Linked DNA regions of Mus musculus: region 1 is linked to region 2. Evidence: chromatin loops called from intact Hi-C (ENCODE). Cell type or tissue: left cerebral cortex. All regions are shown on one strand. Each heading gives the region's core, and the rest is flanking DNA. Links, peaks and the distances in the headings are about the cores only.

Region 1 (16,072 bases), core at 3,410-11,409, 390 kb before region 2:
AACAGGCAGAAGCAAAGTCACTTTGCCCGTAAACTGCTGAAGGGCAAGGGTGTCCCTCTTGCTTCTTCTTGGGGCCAGGCATGCCTGGACCATTAGAAACAAACTGATTTAATCTTATGTCTCGAGTGTTAAGTGCAACATACAAACACATATCAAGATAATGCCTGAGGACTTGGGGTGAAGGGGCTCCTCCACAAATTCTTAAGACACTCCTCAGCTCAATTCAACCCCAGCTAATCTGGAAAGTACACAAATCCTGTTTCCTCCATTTAACTTCCAACCTTGAACTCCAGATGATCCTCCAGCCTCAGCCTCAGCTACGAGGAAAGGTTCATGCCCCACGCCACCACACCTCGGAAAAGACTTTCCTATGTATGTCCTAGTGACAGGATGCTGAGCTCCTGGCCACATCCTGGGCTGTTTCTCTGCATTCTCCCATCGTTCCGCTGTGCCCACGGCTGTCTGATCACCACACGCGCACAAACACTTTACTCTTTACTCAGTCTCTACAGGTCTCAAGTCCACGCACAGCAAGACGGGAGCCAGCTAAGGTAGGCTTCTCTAAGATGAGGTCCCCTTCCAAGTTTAATGGTTGCTTGCAAAATCCACTGCCCAGCAAACCAGGACCCAGAGCACTGTTTTACTCTTCCTGTCAGATGAGGACCACTCTCAGCAACTCGTCTGCCTACACGTGTCTGTTGGGACAGGAAGCTCAGAACATGGGTGTTCACTTGCTTCTAAGCCAGCAGGAGCATCACCGACTTCCTTTCTGCAATGGACTGAGAATAAGCTTTAAAGGGCAAGTTCAATCATACCAAGCCCACCTGAACATCAACGCACTGAGACCTATCTGCCAAATCCCTAGGCGGTAGGGCCAACTACACCACTGTTAGACTGACTGACTGGGTACAAGTGGAGAGACAGCAGATCCCAGGGCTCTGCGTGGGAAACAGGGTGGCTGCCAAAAGCACAACCTCTTCTCTGCCGTCTAGTATCCGTCTCATTCGGCACAAGGTGGGCATTCTGAAGAAAGGCAGCTACGCTCCTAGGCCAATGCCCAGTATGGAAGGTGCTCACTAAGTATGTGCTAAAGGAATCTATGGATCACCCAAACATATTCAACATGTATATGTCTATCTACTTAGAGGACTTCTAGGTGTGTGTATTACACAATTCTGGGGTTCCAGCCCCAGCATTGCCAAAAACCAATAAAATGTCCAGATGCAGTGGCACCATTAGGGACCTTAGGGACTAGGGACATAGTCAAACTTCTCCCTGTGTGAATGAGAGAAACTGAGGTCAGACCCCAGCATCCGTATACAAGCCAGGTATGGAGGCATACGTCTGTAATCCAAGGACTGGGAGAGGATGTGGCGGGGACGACAGCCAGGTCCCGTGGGCTTGCTGGCTAGCTAGTCTATCCAAGATACCCTGTCTCCAAAAATACGGTGGACAATGACTGGGAAAAACACTTGACATCGATCTCTGGCCTCCATATAGGCATGACAAGTGTGGCAGCTCACACATGTGCACACACCAGACACAAGCACACAAAAAGGAGTCCTTAAAATTCTACATGATGCAATTTACCTCTAGGACATTTGTTTAACTACTGAAACTGATCTCCATTATTCAGACTGCATGCAAATGAATTAGCCTGCTTGCTAAAAGTTACCTGTAATCCCAAAACACAATGCTCAAAATCCTTTCCAGCCATTCGAGGATATATGCACACAATAGTAAGACCTGAGCAAGCTCGGTACACGTGCTCCCACTGGAGGTTGGTCAAGGTGACACTTGCTCCCCATTTAGGTTCTCCCACGGTAAACACAAGTCCTCTTGGCAGTCTACTTAGCACCATGCTTTTTGTTGATGGTTTTGCTATATAGAACAGTCTCCAAGCATAGTGCTGAAGTGATGTCTGGCGTTCCCAAGCACAAGAAGACAGCGATGCCTTGGGGAGAACGGTGTGTTTGGGAGCTTGATTCAGACAAGAGGTAGAGCACTGCTCTTGCTTGAGTTTCTCGGTGTGAACCAACACTATGTATTAAATAGGTGTCTTTACACAGAAACAGGGTTATCTGTTGATCAACTGATGAAACCTCTCATCAGAGGCTTGCAGGAACTAGCCCTGTACTTCCTAGAGGAGCAACGGCTCATATTATTGGTCAGCAGTGTCTGTGACCAACTTACAGAAAAAAATACCAAGCCATCTCCGAGGTTTACAGAGGATGAATAAAGCAGAGGACGGATGGCGGCTCTGGGCACGCACGAGCCCACCCTCCTCAGAGCCTCGGCTGGGAACTGTGTTTACTTAGGTTGCATTTAAGCCACGGTGATTTTAAGTTCCACAACAGCAGGGCTTTGGGAACTTTTGTTCCTCTCATTCAGTGTTATGTCCTCATGCCAGAAGCTGTTCTAGGCACACACCCAACTGAATGAACAAAGGCATCTCCTATATGTAACCAGGTAGGCATCAGAGGCCACGTGACACTTGTCATTTTCATTATGTGAAACCCAGAGGATTCAGTGGGGCAGACACAGGCTTGAGACTGGACAGAGAGACGGAAATGGGAAGAATGGCCACAAGGCCTGAATAGAGACGGACAGCATGGGTAGGATCTGTGGGGGTGGAGAATTCACTGCTAAATCAAACTTTGGTGGCTCTACACAAGGTGAAAGAGGCTGCTCTGTGGGACCACCCATGTACCTGTCCCCGTCCCCTTATCCTGATGGAAGCCAACAGGTACACAGCAGACGAGAGTGAAGATGGTGTCTTTGGAGTCCAAGCTCATGGTAAGCCACACACAGGGTAGAAACACTGAGATGAGCAGAAACAGAGAGCCCGGTATTCAAACTGGGCTCTCCATGGCGCAAGCTGAGAGAAATGCCAGTTAGACTGGCCCAAGAGCAGATACTCTAAGGCTGTGAATGAATGCCTAGTCTAGGTGGGATTGACCACTGAGAGTGCCTGCAGCTGGACCAGCACTGTAGGCTGGATGAGGAAGAGGATCTTTCTGTAAATACAGAGGAAAAGGACAAAACACCATCTTACAGCGGTGGACCCCCCCCCCCCCCCCCGTAACAGACAACATAAGAACTCAGTACAGAGAGAAGGAACCTCAGACTTATTGTTGACTGTTGTCCCAAGCTGAACTTCAGCAACACGCAAAGATTTCAAAACTAAAACACAACAGCCATACCAGTATTATAATTTAACTTGCAAAAAAAGAAAGAAAGTCAAAAGTGCCCTGGGCTGAGGGTTCCATTTCCACACAGCACCCTGTACTCCTGGGCACTTATGAGAACAGACTGCAAAACAACCAACTCATGTTCCCAGATGCAACAAGCAGCCTCCTCGACAGGACACGCTGAAAGCGATGGCGCAGGTCTCCCTTCCCTTCCCTTCCCTCCCCTCCCCTCCCCTCCCCTCCCTTCCCCTCCCCTCTCCTCTCTCTTCTCCCTCCTCCTCTCTACTGATTCTTAAATGGTAGCAAGGTTACAATTAGCTCACCGGTGGAGAATAAACCTATTTATAACACAGCAGTCCCCTGAAAGGCACAATCATCTGAGAGGGTTTCTAGAGGAAAATACGGTGCAGTTTCTCCCCCCTGCCTGAAGACTCCCAAGGGCTTTCTGGATGGAGCCTTCCTTCCATCTAACCTCCCTGTGTTCACAGCCAAGTTCTGGCCACCTCTCAGCCTCCATGTTCTTATGTAACATTTACATAGTACCATAAACACACCCAGAGTTGCATAACATTACCAACCAATAAAGCCTAAAGCAGGTCACTCCTCCAGCCTGCCTTCCATTAGATCAGGTATGCTGCTGGTGGGTGAGGAAAAAGCCTGCCAAGGGCAGAAATTAACTGGAGGAAATCTGAACCCTGGCTACCAAAAAGCAAAATCAGAAACGAGCCACACTGACATGTGGCGTGTCTATCAATCAAAGTATGTTATTCTGCCCATAAGATAAAAAGTAACCCAACATTGCTTATTCAGTGAACTCAGAAACCATGTCTAAAAATACCTCCGTGCCAACAGTGGCCTATCAGTCAGTCAGCCTCACAAATGTCCCAATCGGCGCGACACAGGGTATTTTCTCATTTCCAGAGGGACAGTTGAGGCAGTAACAGGTTAAGTTACTTGTTCAAGGGCAACCTGTATGAAACAAAGTTCCCTGAGCACAGCCTCCTCCCTCCCTCCCTCCCTCCATCTGGTTCTAACCTTTACCCAGAGTAGCCATTTTAAAGTGCTTTATCTCATCTGCCCAGGAGCTGTGTGAACAAACTAATCAGAGGCTCCCTGCCCCTCCACAGGAGTTCACTCCCCCCCCCCCCACCTCAAGTCCAAACCCACTCAATGAAGCTGTTCATAGAAATGCAAAATGTTCCTATCAGAACCTCAGATGCCTCTCTTGCTGCGATTGTCTTTAAAACATGAATGTCATGTTCTCCTGCTACTAACTTAATTTTACATTTTATAACACTAGTTAAGATTCCTAAGACAGGTCTTAAAACACACCATCTACCCAGTGGATGCTGTTTCCAGGGTAAAAATCCTTGTCCTGGCTTTTTACTAAGCCCCAGTTTTGATGAATTAGTAGACACCTATCTCTTGCTGCCCTCACATGGTGCTCACATACCAGGCCTGAGAACTGCCTTGGTCTGTCACTTCTCCAGCCCACAGGAGCTCTGTATAGGAAATGCAGGGGAGGGGAAAAAAAAAATCAACTTCTTGTTATCCCAGCCTCTACTTTCCCAGAAGTGACGTCTGACTTTAAGCCTTTTGCAACAGTGGTCTCTGTAGCATGCACTATTGGCAACTAGATGTATCCCGGAAAAAACTGCAGTGTCTGGCCAAGAAGTTTGAAGGCCTTGGAGAATGTTTGCTGGACACACAACCAAATATCCCATTTACCAAAAAAAGAGCCCAACTCCCGGTTATACCCACCCACTGCCACCCCAACAAGCATCCAGTTTGGGGAGGATACAAAAACAAACCGTGTTCAGAACCAGTTGGCTTACCAATTAAACATTCTTAACTATGCTAGCAACAAGGCAAGCCCACAGACAGACACCAAATCAGCAGGGAACTGACTGTTTCAAAATCTTGGAGATGCTAGAGGCAGGATATGAATTTCACTGGAGGGACTTAGAGATTTATTTATACACACATAACACGACAAACCTGAAGACGGAATGTCCTTATTTTTACCACCCTACTAGGGAAACAGCACTGTCACAGATCTCGAAACATGGCCCACAAGCCCCAGAGAACATTCTTATTTATGAAAATCACTCTCTCCCCACAAATGTAAGGCTGTTCATCCACCTTCGGCGGGGTTTACCAGTCTCTGCCGCCGCCGCTCAGTTACCTGTGACAGAGCAGCAGCAACACAGGGAACTCAGCACAGTGCCTAGCAGAAGCACTAGCCAGTGAACAAAGACCCCGCCGCCGACGCACAAGCCCCGCCACTCTGGAAGAACACATCAAAGACGGGGATAGTGAACTTGGTTTTGAGACTCCAAAGTAGCATGGTGTCTTCTACTGAGGGTCTGCGTTACTAAACCAAGACCCACCTGAGCATCTCGTGTGTGTGTGTGTGTGTGTGTGTGTGTGTGTGCGCGTGCAGATTAGAGCCACAGACAGACAGACAGACAGACAGACAGACAGACACACACACACACACACACACACACACACACACACACGAACTTCCATTGCTGGAAGGTTGGGGGCGGCTGAGAAGCCAAAGCAGAAGGCTTTGTACAATGGGAGCAGCAAATACAACCCCTAATTGTCTCACCATATCCATCTGTGGGTCAATAATCACTTCGATGCAACTGCCAAATATAACCTTCTTCTGTAACCCCAATGCCAAAGCACATTTGAGAATACTACCAGATGAAATATTTTAGGGTTTCACCGGCTCTTCCCAGCCTCACAAGCCTCATAAACAACACAGCCGGTGTAGTGTCCCACAGAAACGTCTCCACCTCTGTACTGGGAAAGGTGGGGGTGGGCCTGGCCACACAAGGCCCTTAAGGCTGGAAGGTAAGGGGTGTGTGTGGAGGGTGGGTGCCGGGAGGAGGGACTGTGTGTCAAGGCAAAAGTACTGACCAAGGGCCAGGGAGACGGTCCAACCGTGGGGGTCTTTAAATAATTGGGGGTGGGGGGGTTGGAAGCAGTTTTCAGGATCTCACCTGAAAAGCATCCTCGGAGTGATTAACTGAATGGGCCCCCTGGGGCGGGGTGGGGGAGGTGAGGAGGCATGCAAACACACATACACCTAGATTCAGATTAACAGCTGGGGAACTAGGTTTTCACAGGGTTGGAATGGCTCTGAGGCCAATCTCCAAAAAGGTTTAGGGGCCTGCTCGCCCCATTTCCTCCAAACAGCGTCTACAGGCATGGATATCCGAGGTGGGTGGGAGGGGGGTGCCCTGCAGAACCCAAGGAGCTGAGCGAAAGAAGGGGGAATGTGACTCCGGTGCCTAGACCATCAGGGTGGCAGGGGAAAGAGGGTAGGGGCACCCCATGATGAAGGGAGGCTTAGAGACCCCTACCCTCCTAGCCTAGGGTACGCATAGGCTCTCGGCAACAGAACACATCGGAGAAACAAGCCCCCCATCGTCGAACCCCACAATCTTGGCGGGAGAAAAGGCGCCCCCAGGAGCATCTGCTGGCAGGGAATAACCCCCCTCGCACGGACGCGCTGAAGGGCAGGAGCCAGGGACCTCCACATCTCGAGGAAGCCTGGGGTGGGAGCGGAGGGTGCAGGAGGCGCGACCCCCTGGGCGCCCCGGTCGGGCTCCGTCTGGAAGAGCGCGCGGGTCCCCAAGGCTGACCCAGCGCCACCCCGGCCCTCCGCGCCCCCCGCCCGGCCATATTGCGCGGCTGGGGAGGGGGCGCGCCCGAGCCCCACGGCGAGCGCGAGGCCTCGCCTGGCCGTCTGTATCCCGCGCCCCCCCCCCCCATCCCCGCCCCGGACTCACCCTGGATCCCCCGGGGCCCGGACCCGCCGCTGCCGGCGAGCAGGAGGACAACAAGGGGGAAGAAGGAGGAGGCTCCGGCCGACTCCGCCATAGTAACCGCCGCCGCAGCCCAGCAGCGCCCAGCGCGCGCGCGCGCCCCCGGCGCCTCTCTCCCTCCCTCCCTCCCTCCTCCCGCCCGCCCGCGCGCGCCCGGCTCCTTCGCTCCGCGCCGGCACGTGAGCTCCCGGGAGCCGGTGCGGCCGCCGCCGCGCGCGCCCCCGAAGGGCGGGGCCGGGTGCGCGCGTGCGCCCGCCTTAAAGGGGAGGGTCCCTGTTAAAGGGGCGGAGGCTCTCGCCTCGGCCAACCTCGCGCACCCGTGCGGAGCTGAGCCGAAAGCGGGGGAGGCCGGGTCCGCCGACCGACAGTCTCCCTCCTCCCTCCGCGGAGTGGCCGCGCCGGCGCCCGTCCTCCTTCCTTCCCCCAGCCCCGACCCTCCGGCCCGTTGTGTCCCGCTGGGTTCGTCGCCAGAGTCTCCTGACCGGCGTCCCCTCGAGGCTCCCTCCCGCTGCAGCGAGCTGGACACAACTACCTGTGCGAGCGAGCGTCTGTGTTTTCGAAATGTAGCTAGGCTGGCACGGCTGACAGCCTTGGTGAGGGTGCTGGCCAGGTAGAACCATTTTGGGAAACAATGTGACAGCACCTATCAGACAGCTTCACAAAACGCATTGCATTTGCCCGGCATTTCCTCCTGTCTGTCTTCAGGAAATAATGAGGCTAAATATTTACGCAAAATGTTCCCTTGCTTATTTATCATTGGAAAAAGCTGGAAACTAGAGAAGCAATCATAGAAGCTTAGATAAACTGTGGCTCACTCATGTGAAGGAGCACTAGTGATTAAAAATCGGTTTACAAAAACTAATGGCGCGAGGAAATGTTACTCCATGTTAAATGAAAATGTAAACACCAACCTTTACAATAAATTTTTGTGGATGATATGTATGCATGTATGCGTAGGAGAAAAGGGAACGATATTACTCAATATTACTACTAAGGTTTTCAGTTTGTTTTTGAGACAGAGTCTTATTATGTTGTCCAGGCTGGCCTCAAACTCACTGAGAACTGCCTGTTTCTGCTTCTCAAGTGCTGGGTCTAAAGGTGTGTGTGCCACAGAGGCAGGCTGAAATAATTTTTTGTTTCTCCTTTAAGTATTCCAGTAACTTCTAAATAGTTTCCAGATAAACATTACTTTCAAACCTAGTAGGAAATACTTATAAAAGGCAAATGATCCCGTATCTTTCTGAAGAGCTCACAAGAGACTTTGGGATCTGTATTCTGCTTCTGATAACCAACTAGGAGAAAACAGGCAACATCTTAGCCTTTCAAAGTCATAGATAGTTTCATGTGTGAGACCAAGGGATAGAGAAGACCGTCAAGAAGGAGGGAGGGAGGAGAGGCAGGCAGATCTCTTGAGTTCTGGGACAGTGTGGTCTACAGAGTGAGTCCCAGAAGAGCCAGGACTACTCAGAGAAACCTGTCTCAAAAACAAACAAACAAACAAAAAACCCAAACCAACCAACAAACAAACAAAGGTGGGGGGCGCTGTTCTGACATCTTACCTTATAATTGTCTCCAACACAAAGAACCCAAGGAAAACAGGACTTCTGGTCTCATTCCCCAGGTACAACACACAAACACACACAAGTAGAAAGTCAAACTGGTGCTTAGTGCATAGCTGGGTAAATAAACACCACCATTTTTATTCTTTTTACCCTCAATCATGACCTGCCCCCCAAAAGTAGCCTACTTCTCCAAGTCTGTCTTACTGGTCTACCCAACTATGCTGTATCTATCCTCCTTTAGGCCCCCAGCTGTGGTCCAACAGTACTGAGGGCCACTGGACCAAAGTTGGCATTACATAACAAATTTATTCTCTGTTTACTCTGAAGCTTAGAAACCCCAAATCACTTGGCCACGTTCCATCAAACTCTTCAGAAATGACTCCTTCCCTTTGAGCTTCCGGTAGTTCCCAGAATCCTTGGTGCCCCATCTTCACATGGCAGTCTTCTCTCCCAGCCTGTGTCTCCACATCCAAGTCTGGGGAGATGGCTTAATTGGTAAAGTGCCCACTGTGTTACTACAAGGACCCAAGTCCAGATCTCCAGCACCCAGATAGAAAACAGGTGCACAGCTCACATCTGTGAGCCCTAGCAGTAGGAGGGCAGGAACAAGCAGACCCCAGAGTCTCACTGGCCAACCAAGCTTCAAGTTCAACAAAGATCTGTTCAAGGTAAGGTGGTGGGCCAGCAAGATAGCTTAGCAGGTAAAGGTGCTTGTTGCCAAACCTGATGACTGGAGTTGACACAGAGAACAGACTCCCACAGATTGTCTTCTGAGTTCTACATGTGCATCGGGACATGCATGCCTTTACTCCCAGATAGATGACAGACAGACAGACAGATGAATAGATAGATGGATGGATAGATAGGTAAAAGGTAAACAATAGATGATAGATGGATAGATAGGTAATAGGTAGATAACAGATGATGGATGATGGATGGATAGATAGATAGATAGATAGAGATAGGGTGAAGATCAATAAAAGAAGATGACCACTGTTGACCTCTGGTCTCCATGTGTGTACATGTGAGTGAGCGAGCACACCTTTACACATATCCATATAGTGCTAACAAATACAAATTATCTGTCATCAGAATAGCAATGGTCATTTTTCAGGGCCCTCCCTGATCCAGTATGAATCCAAGTCCTTCTGTCCTTCTTTCTTCCTGCTCTTTTATTTGTTTGTTTTTCTTTTTTCTTTTTTTTCAGATAATGGTTTTTTTTTTTTTTTTTTTTTTTTTTTTTTTTTTTTTTTTTTGTAGACTAGGCTGGCCTCGAACTCACAGAGATTCCTCCTGCCTCTGCCTCTGCCTCTGCCTCCGGGGAGCTGGGAGTAAAGGCGAGTGCTACCACCCACTCAGGCCTTTTATTTGTTTTGAAACAGGGTGTCATGTAGCCCAGGCTGGCTGTGAGCTTATTATACACAGGAGAATGGCCTTGAATCCCTGATCCCCCTGCCTCTGCAGAGGTTTGAGGTGACAGGTGTACCTGCTTAGTAATGAGAACTTGGTTATGTTGGATCTGGCTTCCAAGTAAAATGACATCCACACGTTTTGAAGGGCTAATCATTAATTCTGTGACGCCAGTACCCCTGTAATTGGGGAGGGGGACACTGAGCACCCTCTGAGGTTATCTTTCCATATGCCTTGGGTTCACAGAGGGAGTCTAGAGATACTTTACCTCTGAGCAGGAGGAAGGTCAGCCTGAGCACAGAGAACAAGGACCTCGGTGCTAGGTCCCCAGATCAACACACCCACCGCCTGCTTGTCTGAAACTTAGGGTGAGAGGTTTTGACCTCCCTAAGCCTGAATTCACTCATTTGTATGAGATCTCAGAAGGACACTGCGAGAACTGGTTAGGATATTGTATGTAAAGCACAGAAGGGTATCGACGTAAAGAGAGTAGCTGCCCTGGTTATCAAAGCTTTGTCTTCCCTACCGCCCTGCGGAGCAGCTGAGCCCTGTCCAAGTGGGCCCTGCTTGCAGATGAGGAGACTTAGAGAAGGTGCGACTTGCCCATGCTTGCCCGTAATCGGTTGTTAAAACCACAGCCCCACTCACTGCTCTTGTACTTTGTTCAAAACTGCAGCATCTCATGCTTTCCCAAGAACCAAGCTGAAGATGAAAAATGAGATTTGCTGGGGTGGGGAGAAGGGATAATTCTGTTTCTCACACCCTGTTGTGAGGGTGTGAGATATCTTGTCCAGTCAGAGCTCCTAGGTGAGGCATCTATCTACCTTCCCTCTTAGGCCCTGAGCTTCAGGAAGGCACACTGTCTGGCTCACACCCATGATCCTGTGCTCCTTTCTGTGACCAGGCCCAAGAACACCTCTTTCTAGAGCTCCTCGCCATGGCTAAAGACTCAGCGATGTGGCCTTAATAAGAAAATGCTTGTATTTTGTGGTGTCATGTGACATTCGTGTAGACACATATACTGTGTATGACCAAGTCAGGGTAAACATATCTTCTCAGACATCCTGTCTTGACTGTAAAGCCTTCAGACACTGTTCCCCTGGCTTTTCTGGACTGTAGAAATTCTCATTTTCTATAGTCATTTTCTCGTGCAGCAACACACTGAAGCTTCTCTTTATCTAGCTGGAACTTCCTCCCGCTTATCAACCTTTCCCAGTCTCATTCTCCTTCCCTCTCTCCACAGCCCCTGTGTGATGGTTTGTACATGTGAAGTGCCTGTGAAGTGGCACTATAGAAGGTGTGGCCCTGTTGAAGTAGGTCTGTCACTGAAAGTGTGGGCCATCAGACCCTCATCCTAGCTGCCTGGAAGCTAGTGTTCTGCTAGCAGCCTTCAGGTGAAGATGTAGAACTCTCAGCTCCTCCTGCCTCATGCCTTGCCTGGATGCTGTCATGCTCTGCTTGATGATATTGGACTAAATCGCTGAACCTGTAAGCCAGCCCCAATTACATGTTGTCCTTTATAAGAGTTGCCTTGGTCATGGTGTCTGTTCACAGAAGTAAACCCTAACTAACTAAGACACTCTGTTAGTGATGCTCTACTAAAGTTCTTTAAACTGCAGGCTCGATCCCTCCACACCCTATGAACTTCTCCACTATTGTGCCCCTTTCTTATACAATCCCTCGGACCTCCTAGAAGTCATTCTCCCAGAAAAAAAAAGCCCTTCCTCCCTGTGCTCCAGGGGCTAGGTCACACAGTGTTACTGCTTCCATCCTGGTCACAAGGCACCGAGACACCATGGCGAGGACTCATCTCAGTTTCCCTACAGAGCTGAGCCCCAGGCAGCAGCCAGTTCTACCTATATTCTATGAGCACTTACAGAGTGCCAAGTATACCAGACACAACATATACACATGGCTGAATCTTGGTTCCTGGATTTCATGAAGCCTGTCCTCCTATGCAGACAAGCGTGAAAGAAAGACAATAATGACTTGGGGACACTGTGGCACAATCAACAGAGTCAGACTCACTGGGGCAGAGACTTGGGGGACTCCACCCTACAGGAAACAGCTGAAGAATTAGGTGTGACCGGGAACAGGCCATGCTACAGTTGATTCTTGGATGACCAGTGCTCCTCAGACATACAGGTCTCTGTGTATGGGACAGGGTTAAGAAGGTGGCTCCGTAGTTAAGAGTATTTTTTTTTTTCTTGCAAAGGCTCCAGATTCAGTTCCAAGCACCCACATCTGGTAGCTCACATCCACTTGTAATATAACTATGGGAGATCTAATTCCTTCTCTGGCTTCATCACGTACCAGGCACACATGTGATACACATACATGCATACAAGCACTCATACATGCACATAAAATACATCTTTTTAAATTTTTTTTAAAAAAAGAGGACCACTTTGCTAATCCAAATAAACTAAAACTTGATACAGAAGTCAAATCATGGGAACGCTGACAACAAGGAGCCTGAGAGGAGGTTGTTTCGATAGCCTAGACAGGAGAGAAAGAAGAGCAGACCCCAGGCAGCCACAGCCAACAGGGAAATGGATTCAAGAGGTGGAGGCAAGATTGGTTGATGTGGCATGTGAGGGAGAAGATTGCCTGGTAGGACTCCTGGGTAACTTGACACAGATAACTGGTACCTAGTGTAGGAAGGATGTGTATGGGCAGAGAGACATGAGATCCCCATCATGGATTGGGGCACCCTGACTTAAATAGGCATCATGTACGTGAGCCACGAAGAGGTGGCTCTGGAAGCCTGGAGCACAGCGTAAGGTGTTCATACAGCTCAAGGGAGCACTGGAAGTCAAAAGCGCAGCAACATGGCAGTAAGAGAGACTCACAGAAGTGGAAAAAGAATCTGGAGAGAACAGAATCATAGAGATCATCATAGGCAAGAGAGGCGTCTAGGATCTAATTGGAAGTGAGGTGAGGGTTGGGGTCTTCTGGGTTTGAGGTGTAAACCGTTGATGGCTTCTGCCTGAGTTGACTGGAGGTAGAATGAGGGGTTTCCTGTGAATGGGGGCAGACTTTAGGGTAATTTTTCTCTTTAAAAGAAGTTGGCTTAAAAAAAACAACTCCCAATATTCAGTAAACCAGCAAGAAAGGGGAAAAAAAATACCAAGAACAAGGTGGACCGTGGCTCAGTGGTAGAGCATTCGCCCAGCAAGCCCTGGGGTCCATGTCTAGCTGCTTGCACTAATTGAAACATATCTTCCCGGGAGGAGGGAGGAGCCTCAGGAAGCTTCAAAATCTGGGAGATTCACAAGGCCCATCGCTGAGGTCCTATAAGCAACACACAAAGTCTGGGTGAGAGGAGCCGCTTCAGTGGAGCTGCCGCTGAGTCTGTAGGGACGTAGCTTCTGGGATGTGTCTCCTAGGCAGGAGGGGAAGTGTGCAGTGATGGATCTGCCTTTGAGTGGCCCATGCTCCTTTAAGTAGTCCCGTTAAATTCATTAGCTCACCGAGCTAGACTCGGCTGGAATCTCTCCTTTGGTCTGTCATTGCTCTATGTGTGGTGAATAGAAATAAGCTTTGTAGGAAAAGTACAGCAGCACCCGGCCGCGTAGAGCAAACACCTAAGGAGAAAGAGAGGACGCCAGGTGACTGGCTTTCACCTTGGGAGTATTTGTGCACCAAACAAACTTGGGGTCTGTTTTCTTGGAGGAGCCAAAACCCGGGTCCATCCAAACAAGAAACCCTCTGCAGCACAAAGCTCTGCCCCACAGAAGATAATAGTTAGCCTAACGACCGAGAATTCCCCCAAGACACCACAGAGAAATTGCCTGACTTGAACTTTGGCATCGGGTGGGGCAAAAATCTTCCAGGAGAATTCATAAATGCAAGCCAGCTCCATGGTATGTTTTAATGTAAAATTTTCCCTATCTAGACAGTTTGGGAGATCACTCGCTATTTAGATTCAAGTAACCTCGGCCACGCGTGGTATTATAGAAAAGAAAGTAAGAAATCATCATGAGAGGTGTCACCCCATGACTACAGGAGATTCTTTAGTTAGCGTTCCAATAAATATGCAGCCAAAAAAGACACAACCAGATAGAACTTAAAGGAAAGTAAATCAACTTAGAACTGTCTATTCATACAAAATGTCTCTTTAAAAGGAGTCAGACAGAAAGAGTAAGTCATTGCGGACTTCATGCACGCCTTACAGAGTCACAGATCCACTCATAGAAAAGGATTGTACAACTTCCAGGTTAAGAGAAGAGGAAACAGGATGGAAAAGCACAAGGAAGTAAACAAGTAAACGAAAACAACAATAGTAATAAGCAATAAATAGAACATAATGAGTAGAAAATAAATTCAGATATGTGCACGATTATAATAAATGTAAGTGAACCAAATAATCCAACTTAAAAATAGTGACTAAATAGGAGGGGAGAAAAGGATTTCAGATACTCCAGGTGAAAGGAATGACCTTATTTTGTTCTGTTGCTTGACCAAGCGCAGAGAGATTCTAACTCACCTCTCGTGAAGGAGCCAATAGGAGTTCAAAGGCACAGGAAGCTGAAGGAGCAAAGGAGAGTCAGGACCAAGAAGAGGTGAAGAAGGTAGGCTTGAGATGAAAGGGTACAGGGGCTGGCTTTGGCCTGTGGGGAGAATGTTATTATTTCAGAGACAGGAAAGAGAAGGTGAGCAAAGAGAAAATGTGTAAGCACAGGAGATTATCTTAATGTCCCCAGTCAAGAGACAGTCACTTTGATGTCATTTCCTCACAAGGCTTATGGTGGAGGGTATGCTTGGAGAAAGTGTTAATAATGTAAAATAAATTCACAGAACTATGACAGAGGTGATAATATGTACTGATATGGAGACAGTGAGACTGGCAGCCAGGGACTCAGAAAACCAGAAAGAGTGTCCAAGGGAGTGCTGAGGGCCCAAGCGGGAACCCTAAAAATTAAAGATACGCTCTCAGAAACCCTGTGTGACAGACAGCACTATCTCTTCTGGGCGTGTTCATCAGCCCGAGGTGAGAGCAGCTGTGTCCCTTAGAGTCGGTGAAGCTAGAGGATGGGGGCATATGGACAGACAGGTGAGCCAGCATATGGAGGGAAGCAGAGGTGTTGGCAGCCTGCAGTCTGTACACAAGTGGTCCCTCAGGAAGGAGCTGAGCGTGGCGTTCCTGAAGAACACCCTCCCAGGCTCTCCTTTCTCTCTCTCCCTGCCCCAGAGGCTACCTCAGGACTTTTGAGGACGGTTTTCTTTCTTCAACTCTCACACTGACCTGGTTCCACCCCAGTGCTTCCTGGGTAAACAGGCCCTGTGCCCTCAGCCCGGTGGTGATTCATACTTGCGTTTCCACCTGAGCATGCCCACTGGCCAAACAGGATTGCTCTCCTGGTCATTCTCCTGCTGTGGAGGACCTCACAGTTCCTTCCTGTCAGCCTGATGCCCTTGTTCTGCATGCTGGAACGTCACAGTACTGTGGGACTGCTGGTGCTATAACGCCTTCATCTCCCGACCACGCTTCCCCAGTGCTCTGGCTGTACTTCCGCATGCCCGTGTCCCTGGAGATCATTCTGCACTTTTTCAGCTGTCTTCTCCAGAACATACAGGCATCTTTGTTGAGTGGAGTCATGAAGTTCTAAATCTGAAAGGGAACTTTAAGTTATTTTGTCTGGTCCTGTTATTTCATTTTTATTATTGTTGTTATGATTGCTCTTTCGAGATTTCTCTGTGTAGCCCTGGAACGCCCTATGTAGAACAGGCTGGCTTTGAACTCGGGAATCTGCCTGCTGCCTCCCGAGTGCTGGAACTAAAGGCATGTGCCATCATGCCCAGCTTTGATTCTGTTATTTTAGAGTAGAGAAACCGAGGCTCAGCAGAGACAGGTGTCTTGTTCGAGGACACTGCCCAGACTGGTAGTTAATAACTCTATATGATGAGAACTTAGGACTCATGCAGACAGACCCCTTACACCTAAAGATGGTGTCCAGAGACTGGACACTAGCTTGCCTAGGAAGATTTACCAAATTGTGTTCACAACCATTTAGTAGTAACACCACTCTCCTTACCATACAGGAGAGGAACTGAGCCCCAGCCC
Region 2 (8,000 bases), core at 1-8,000:
CGCACTTAATGGTAAGCAAGAGGCCTAGCTACTCCCTCCATCTTCTTTAGCAGTCAAGGCCTCTCTCTCATTTCTCTATAGCTGCGGTGACCTTTAGCCAGAAGTGCATGTGGACCTCTACAGAAAGCTTACAGAAGAAACAGGTTCCCAAAGAGGTCTGTACTCTCTAACTTAGTAAACACAGAGACTAGAATATAATACAGACAAGGCTCTGCCAAGCCACGGGGAGGTAGCCATTAGCAGCTGAAGAGTTTGCAACCCACCTGCACCTGGGATCAGACTTTAGACTTAAGTGAATGCCTGGAAATCCCATAACAAAGGAAGGACAGTCCTGCTATGGTCTTTATTAACTTGACATGTGAAGGGCTGTAAGAGATGTCCAGGGCCACAGACTCTGCAGACGGCAGAGCCAAGAGCACAAGCACAGAAGCCTGTCTATGCTACAGCATTCTGTGTCTGAGCCAAGACGTTTGCTAATTGAAAAAGGCTGCTTCTTCTGCCCCAGATGAGCATCAGTGTGGGCACTGGGCACTCTCCTCACAGCTGCTCCCTTTCTGAGAGCACAAGTGGGAGACGGTACCAGTCCCGGGCCACCCTGCTTACCACCCACCAAAGAGATGTAGTGCGGAGCAGCAGCACCAACAAAACAAACCGCAAGCGCCCCCAAAGGCCCCCTCACCATCTCTGTCCATGGAGTGCGGGTCAGACTGCTTCTTGCCAACCTCAGCGAAGGAGCGGACGATGGGGATGAGGTTGTTCCTCCTCCTCTCGTTCTGGTGGTGGTGCTTCTTCAGCAGGGCTTCCCGCACTTTAACCCTCACGCTGTCGCTCAGGTCTCGGAGCAGCTCCTGCTGGTCCAGGATCAGGTCTAAAAGCAGAGTCCAACCAACACTCAGGAACAGAGGACCCGCATCAGGTGCTCGGGGAAGGAGCAGCGGGTGGCGGCAAGCTGCTCCACCCTCTACTACTAGTTTTATTTTTCCTTTCCCTCTTAAAATTCCCCAAAAGAAAAGAAAATCCTCAATCAAAAAGGACCTGTAGCCGGGCGTGGTGGCACATGCCTTTAATCCCAGCACTTGGGAGGCAGAGGCAGGCGGATTTCTGAGTTCGAGGCCAGCCTGGTCTACAGAGTGAATTCCAGGACAGCCAGGGCTACACAGAGAAACGCTGTCTCAAAAAACAAAAAACAAAAAAGCACCTGTAGCTCCCGGAAGCTGGAAGCTGGAGAAACGTTCCTGTTGTGGGCCTTTGAGGAATGCAGCCCAAACTAAACTCATTTCAGATTTCTGACTTCCAAACTTACTGATTGGTTCACTGGTTTTATTTTGAGACAAGACTTTGCTACAAGCCCAGGCTAGTGTTGAACCTCATCTACCTGCCTTAACCTCTGGATGCTGGGATCACGGGCACGAGCCACCACACGGATGGAGATGTATCCCAGCAGTCCTAGGAGGGTAACACAGGTTTGGTGGCTGTTGTCCGATTTTTGTGACACTGCTGAGTGGCCCTCAGTCTCCAAGGGTGATACTTTTCTTTCACCCAACCTATGACCCCTGAGCCAGCTTCAGACAGGTGGAGTCCCCACCCCCACTGCTGACCACAATAACCTGAACCACCTTTAGAAGACCTAGGGGCACATTTCAGTTCAGATCTGTCTCTCAAGTGTCATGGCAGCTCCAATTACACACAGACACTGCCATCTGGATGCCACCAGGTTGTTACCATCAATTCTACCTCCCGAGCTGCATTGGAAACAGTGCCCTTCCGCCACTGCCCCATGCAGGCAGCGCTCTGCCTCCTCTCTTCCCATGGCCTGACGTATTAACTCAGCCTCCATCATTCTTACAGCTGCCCTGCCAAGGCTTGGCTGAGGTCTCATTGTTGAGGGCTGTAGGGCACTAATTCCCAGGGATTCCTCTATCCAAAACACGGCACACACTTTCTTAGGAACTTCGCAGGCTCTTAGACACGTATGTAGTTACAAGTCAGTGAAAGACAGTTGTGACCCTTTTGGAACACAGTTCAAGGATGGAGCAGTGTGAGGAGACTTCTGAGTGCTTATGGAAAAAAAAAAAAAAAAAAAAAAAAAAAAAACTCCAAAAAACCATGTCCTGTGACCTCAGTTTCTTCAAACGCAGTGTGGGGATGTGCTTCCACGCCCTGCCAGGTGTAGTGGACAGCACTGAGTTCACTTCGATTATACCTGGCTATTGCTATTTGTTTATAAGCCTCCACAAAAAACCCCCCAAAAAAACAAAAAACGATTTTTGCTACGTGCGGCTTGCCTGCCCGGTGCAAAGGCTTAGCTGGCGCCACGTGCAGCTCAGACTTGGCGAGACACACTTTACTCGTGTGACGCCCTTTAACCCTCAGCATCATACAAACTGTATGGCCTCTCTGATGCTCATTTATGGCCTCCAATCCCCCCAGGTTCCGCTGCCTCGGCAGCCGTGAACAGGGCACTGACAGAGAACTTTTTTTTTAATCCCACTTTCCCCACAGTGGGTGGCACACCCAGGCACCACCTTTCAAAGGAGTCGACACAGGATTCCATCAGGACTGGCCTCGGTCCCCAGGTCCCCCTCCTCAGAGAGGCAGAATCACCTAGACACTTGTGCTTTCCAATGCTGCTCCCCAAACATGGTAACTTAACATCTGCTCACACCAGACTGGCCACCCCGCACCCCATGCTGAAGTGTGGGATGCCATGGCTCACCTCCTGTATCTCTTCTAGAGGAAGAGTGTGTGCTTTTAAATCTTTACTTTTTAAAAGGTATTATTACTATCACCACCACTACTGTGTGCGTGTGTGCGCGTGTATGTGATGAAAGGAAGTGCCATGGTGAGCTCGTGGAGGTCAGAGCACGGCTTCCGGAAGTTGGTCCTTCCATCACCGATTCCTGGGATGGCACTAAGGCCGCCTGCCCAGCTGGCACGGCAAACACCGCCTCAATGACCCTTTAACTTTCTTCCTTTCTGGCTTCAACGTTCTGTTTTGTTTTGCTTGAGATAAAGTATCACTGTAGAGTTCAGACCTCAAAGCTGGCATTCTGCTCTCCAGCCTCCTAATGACAGGTTACGGGTGTGAGCCAGAATGCTTGGCTCTCATACTTCCGAGTTTACGCCCAACTCCTCTGCCCATCGTTTGCCCCATACCTGAGATCTCCTCTATGCTACTTGCACGCATGTCCAGAAGCACAGAGCCGTTGATGAGGCAGCTCCTCAGCTCAAACAGGCTGTGCAGAGAGAGCGTGGCCACGTAAGGCTTGCTCCAGCGCTCTCCCCCGTCCTCCACATCCTCTTCAAACTTCAGCCACCTGCAAATATTGCCAACATGAGATGTCAGAGACAGAGGGTGGGGTCTGCAAGAGGGCAAAACCTGAACTGTCACGCTGAACACTAACTCCCAATCTAATGCTCAGACACAGAGTAAGTGGGAAAAGCAAGCTGTGGTACAGTGCAAATCTCACCCGTTTTTATTCTGAGACAAACATAAAATTACAAACACATATATGTCTAAGACCCAAATACATTCCTAGTTTTATCCTTGGGACAGTAGGATTGAAGGACACTGCCACTTTCTTTTGCTTAATTTGTTTTAAAATTTTTTAATATTTATTTTTATTGTATGTGCATTGGTGTCTTGTCTGCATGTATCCGTATGACGGTGTCAGGCAGTGAGATGCCATGTGGGCTCTGGGAATCAAACCTGGGTCTTCTAGAAGTACAGTCAGTGCTCCCAACCACTGAGCCAAGTTCTCTAGCCCCTTAAAAATCTTTAGTTATAAAACTGTCTATAATAAGGATAATTCTTAAAATTCTACATCATTAGGACACAGTGATACCACATTCAAAAAACAACAACATTTTTATCAGTGCTTTGTGTGACTTCAGAAACCCACGGAGACAAACAGGGAAGACTCACTGCCAACTGGCCTGTTTAACTCTGCCACGGAAAATGTCCACAACAGTGCATGCATTGACCCTGCACCACGGAGAGCTGGAGCCAGGCTTACTGGTAACCACGTTACCAAGAAGAGACAAGAGGCAAGCAGGTCTGGCCTGCTGAGAGGCCTGCTGCAGCAGGCAGGTGTCTGCCCCACACTCACCTGGCCGTCTCCTTCCACTCAGCATCTTCCCCCTCTTTCATACAGATCTCGTCCAGCTCTGTGAAGAGCTCATGAGGCACATGTTCTTCATCTTCCTCAGTGCCAAGAATGAACTGAACACGCTGAGACGGGGTGTCTAGGAAACCAACCGGAGAGAGAAACGTCTGCATGTGTACCAGCCTCCAAATCAGAACAAAAATAGCATTCTGCCTAGCAGCTTGGGGGTATATAGAAGATGCCCTGAATACAGGTTTAAACATTCCTTTTTCTTAGAGGAAAGGCTCTCCTGTGGAAGCATGGCCACAAGGGAGCAGAGCTGTCAACTGAGACCACTCGCAGAAGTCCCATGAGAACCTAGAAACCAGGGCTGGAGAGAAGGCTCGGTGGCTAAAAGCACTGGCCATTCTTCTAGAGACCTGGGTTCAGTTCCAAGCGCCCACATGGCAGCTCACACCTGTAACTCCAGTCCCAGGGGATCTGGCGCCCTCTTCTGGCCTCCAAGGGCACTAGGCACGCACGTGGCACACAGACATGCATGTAGGCAAAATACCTGAGCACATAAACAGGTGGTGTTGTGTTTATAGTTTTCTAGAGATCTGACAAATTTCAGTAAAAAGAAATGGCTAATTCTCTAGCGAATGAATTCTGACACTGTTGATTGGGGTGCTGAAATGTAAATTTTCAGGAAGGCATTTTTAATCCTTAGAAGCACTCCTTCCTATTGGAAACCCCAGACAATGACTTTACGTGGCTATGCTCCTCCTGCATTTCCCACGCCTCACCACCTCTCCCCACAATGGGCCTCTGTCCTCCCTCCAGGGTGTTACCGTGGGCCAAGGCTTCCAAGCCCTCCTCGCCCTGGCTGGCTCCTTTGCCCCGCCCTCCTCGTCTCCGGTGCTTCTGGCCATGAGTGCGGTGGTGCCGATGGCTCTGCCTCCCCAGCGGCATCCGAACCCCCACATACAGAGTTCTATGACCTGGATGGAAGCAGAAGACTCAGAGAGAATTCCTTCCACAAAAGGGTGTGGCATAATTAAGAGCAAAAAGATCACAGGTTTTTTTATTGGTCACTTCTGGAATGTTTAAACTTCATAGACAACTCCACCCAGGAGCTGTGTCTTCCTTTGTCCTGCACTAGGCTGAAACCTCAAAAGATATTGTGACAATCAAACTGAAGAATGTGTGCTTCATTATGCATACCTGCTACCTATGAGAAACTGCATGATGGCTGGGACTCGTGGGGAGGTCAAGGGAGCAGGGCTTGGGAAGGGGGTGGGGCAGCAGAACAGATGAGCATGCACAAGGGAAAGGGGAGAGGGAAGAGGTGAAGGAGGGAGAGGGAAGGAGGGAAGGGGAGAGGGAGGGAGAAGAAAGGTGAGAGGGAAGCCGACGTACAAACTATGAATATATGTTACTTATTGCTATCACAAGGGTAATGAGAGTGATACTTGAAGAAGCAATTCCTATATGGTAATTGTGGCAGGTCTTGGCAGAGAGGTAATTTAGAAAAGTGGTTAAGGGCAGTTAAGGTTCCAGTCAGCTTGTCCTGGGTTCGAAACTCCATTTCATCACTAGCCGTATGACATAAACAAGTCATCTATTCTCTCTAGCTTCTTTGTTAATTGTTTTGGTTTTTGGCTTTCTCTGCATAGTTCTGGCTGTCCTGGAACCCACTCTGTAGACCAGGCTGGCCTCAAACTCAGATCAGCTTATTTCTGTTTCCTGAGTGCTGGGACTAAAGGCGTGCACCACCACTGCCCAGCACTTGATTCATCTTCTAAAAGGAACACTAAAGCTCGTTTTTTAAACTCACAGGACAGTCAAGAGCAGTAAATAGGAAAACGTGTTCAGCACGGTGCTGGCAGACCATGCAGGGGCCCAGCTCTGCACTGGACACTACACCATCTAGACTACTGCTGACAGACACGGTAAGTCAGAAGGAATGAGGCTGGGTTTAGAGACATTAAAGATAGTGCAATGGTGGTGCACGCCTTTAATCTCAGCACTTAGGAGGCAGAGACAGGCAGATCTCTGTGAGTAGGAGGCCAGCCTGGTCTACAGAGTGAGTTTCAGGACAGTCAGGGCTACACAGAGAAACCCTGTCTCAAAAACAAAACAGGAAATCACCAATAAAACAAAAACAAACCCAGCAAACAAACAAGAACCACCTCAGGTGTGGGGACTCAGAGTTACCTCAGATTCTCCCCTCTACCCTTCTGTACCTTTCCTTCTGGGTCCTACAGGTCACAGATGTCAAACCTTTCTCTGTCCCCACTTTGATGAAGCAGGTGTCCTTTTTAACAAATTTAATACCTCAAGTAATATTACAGGTCACAGCCCAGATCATGGCTCACCACTGTGAACTTAGGACTCCAATGCTCAGCTCTCAGCCCCTTCTCCAGACGTTCCTTCCTTTACGACAAGTTCACATAGTCAACATGAAAATAAATGACCCCTGTGAGACCCAGGTGATCAGCTCAAGGGAGCTGAAAGGGTAGCCCGGCATGCTGGCCCGGAACATCTGGAGAGCAGGGTAGTCCCACATGCTGGCACGGAACATCTGGAAAACCATCCGTATGCATACCTCTGCACCTTCACCAGCCCCAGAGTAGCTGCTTTCAGCTCCATCCACCTTGCACAGCTGCTGCACGCACGTAGCCCGGCACCTTACCCTGTCTCTAACCTGGGCCAGGCCACTTGCTCTTCCTCAAATGTGTTGGGGCTTTCTACACAAGCATTCACCCAAAATTCAGGGCAAATTCCCCTGCCTCCTCAGCAGGGTTTCTGATTTCCCCTAGGAGATGTGTTGTCACCTTCCTCAAAGTTACTCAGAGCCCTTAGTTAAAGCTTTTCCCACACTTTCTCTGCCTTGCTTACAGCCCAGCAACTGCCTTACTCCCTACTGTGCACCTGTGCACTCCTTAAGGTCCTGGCTTTGATCCTCCTCCGGCACCCACACATTGCCAAGCACAGTGTCTTCCTCCCACCCCACCCCACCCAGCCCTGCCCAGAGCTGAGCACCGGATTCCAGGGCCTTGCACTTGCTCCAGATTGCTCCAGCACAAGCAAGCACTCCACCATGAAGCTAAATCCCCAACTCCTCTCCACACCCCGCACTGTCTTATGCAGCCAGCACTCCTCGCGGAGTATCTGCATTCAGCAGACAGAGTATCTCCAAGTGCCTCCCCGGGTTAGACCCTGGAGACCTGCTCAGGGTGCAGGACAACCTAAGGGTGCCTCGGATCTGAAAGGGGCAACAAAAGGACTCGATGATAAGCATGAAGTGCTTGCCAGAGCATGGGAGGAGGGGGAGGTCCTAGCTGACCCGTGGAGCACCTTCCTCTGCATTTGAAACCCTCCATCTTGGAGGGACACCCAGTAGGCCACAGAGTGAGAGAAAGGTGAGAAGCAACACGGATATTGAAGAGAGGTGAGACCTTCCGTCCCCAGGAAGTGAACTATGGGAGCCCCAAAAACTGACCTTGTACAGGATCACCCCCTCTCCAAGCATAAATAAGCTGTAAGGGTTGCCAGAGGAGCTCACAGGCACACTGAGTAGCCTGAGACACAAAGCAGACGAGGGCAGACACCTCAGGCTGTAGACTTTCCAGAAGTCAGACTTTCTGAGGAGAGCTGCCAAGTCGCCATCCTCCCTCACAAGCCGGGAGTTGCTAAGACAGCTTAGCCTCCACAGCCTCCACCCCATCATCCAATACAGTGGGGGTGGGGGGAGGCTCGGGGCTACGCTAACATTTGTCTAGTTCTCCTTTTCTTTGTAAAACAAAATAGGAACAGCAACGCCTGGAAGACTAGCGGAGACCTGTGAGCAAGTGGGGAGGCTGGGAGAATGCTCTCTGGTGGAAGTACACTCCTCCCCTCCCCCACCTCAAG

What was found. Hi-C counts contacts between places; a loop is a spot of excess contacts. Peaks named below come from ENCODE experiments on the same cell type or tissue, not always from the same donor. Only the 100,000 strongest peaks of a DNase experiment are listed, where the experiment ranks them.
Region 1: a loop joins it to region 2, with 5 times the contacts of the local background. A loop is called at or near these places in 2 of 42 quality-filtered maps.

Annotation. Positions count from the first base shown.
Region 1 is chr15:101,165,161-101,181,232 of GRCm38, reverse strand. It overlaps Acvr1b (activin A receptor, type 1B), which reads right to left and starts at 7,161. Exons shown (of 9, transcript NM_007395.4): 1 at 6,998-7,161. The coding sequence starts at 7,088. In left cerebral cortex, for the core only: no CTCF peak of the experiment used is centred there; DNase peaks (open chromatin) are centred at 6,075, 6,451, 6,657, 7,314 and 3 more places; H3K4me3 peaks cover 4,253 bases; H3K27ac peaks cover 3,524 bases.
Region 2 is chr15:100,780,032-100,788,031 of GRCm38, reverse strand. Slc4a8 (solute carrier family 4 (anion exchanger), member 8) reads right to left here. Exons shown (of 25, transcript NM_021530.2): 3 at 4,937-5,086; 4 at 4,110-4,245; 5 at 3,157-3,317; 6 at 680-868. Among named protein-coding and RNA genes, the nearest start is that of Gm52175, 18 kb to the right of the region's middle. In left cerebral cortex, for the core only: a CTCF peak has its summit at 4,606 (motif pointing left); DNase peaks (open chromatin) are centred at 4,249, 7,275 and 7,882; H3K27ac peaks cover 664 bases.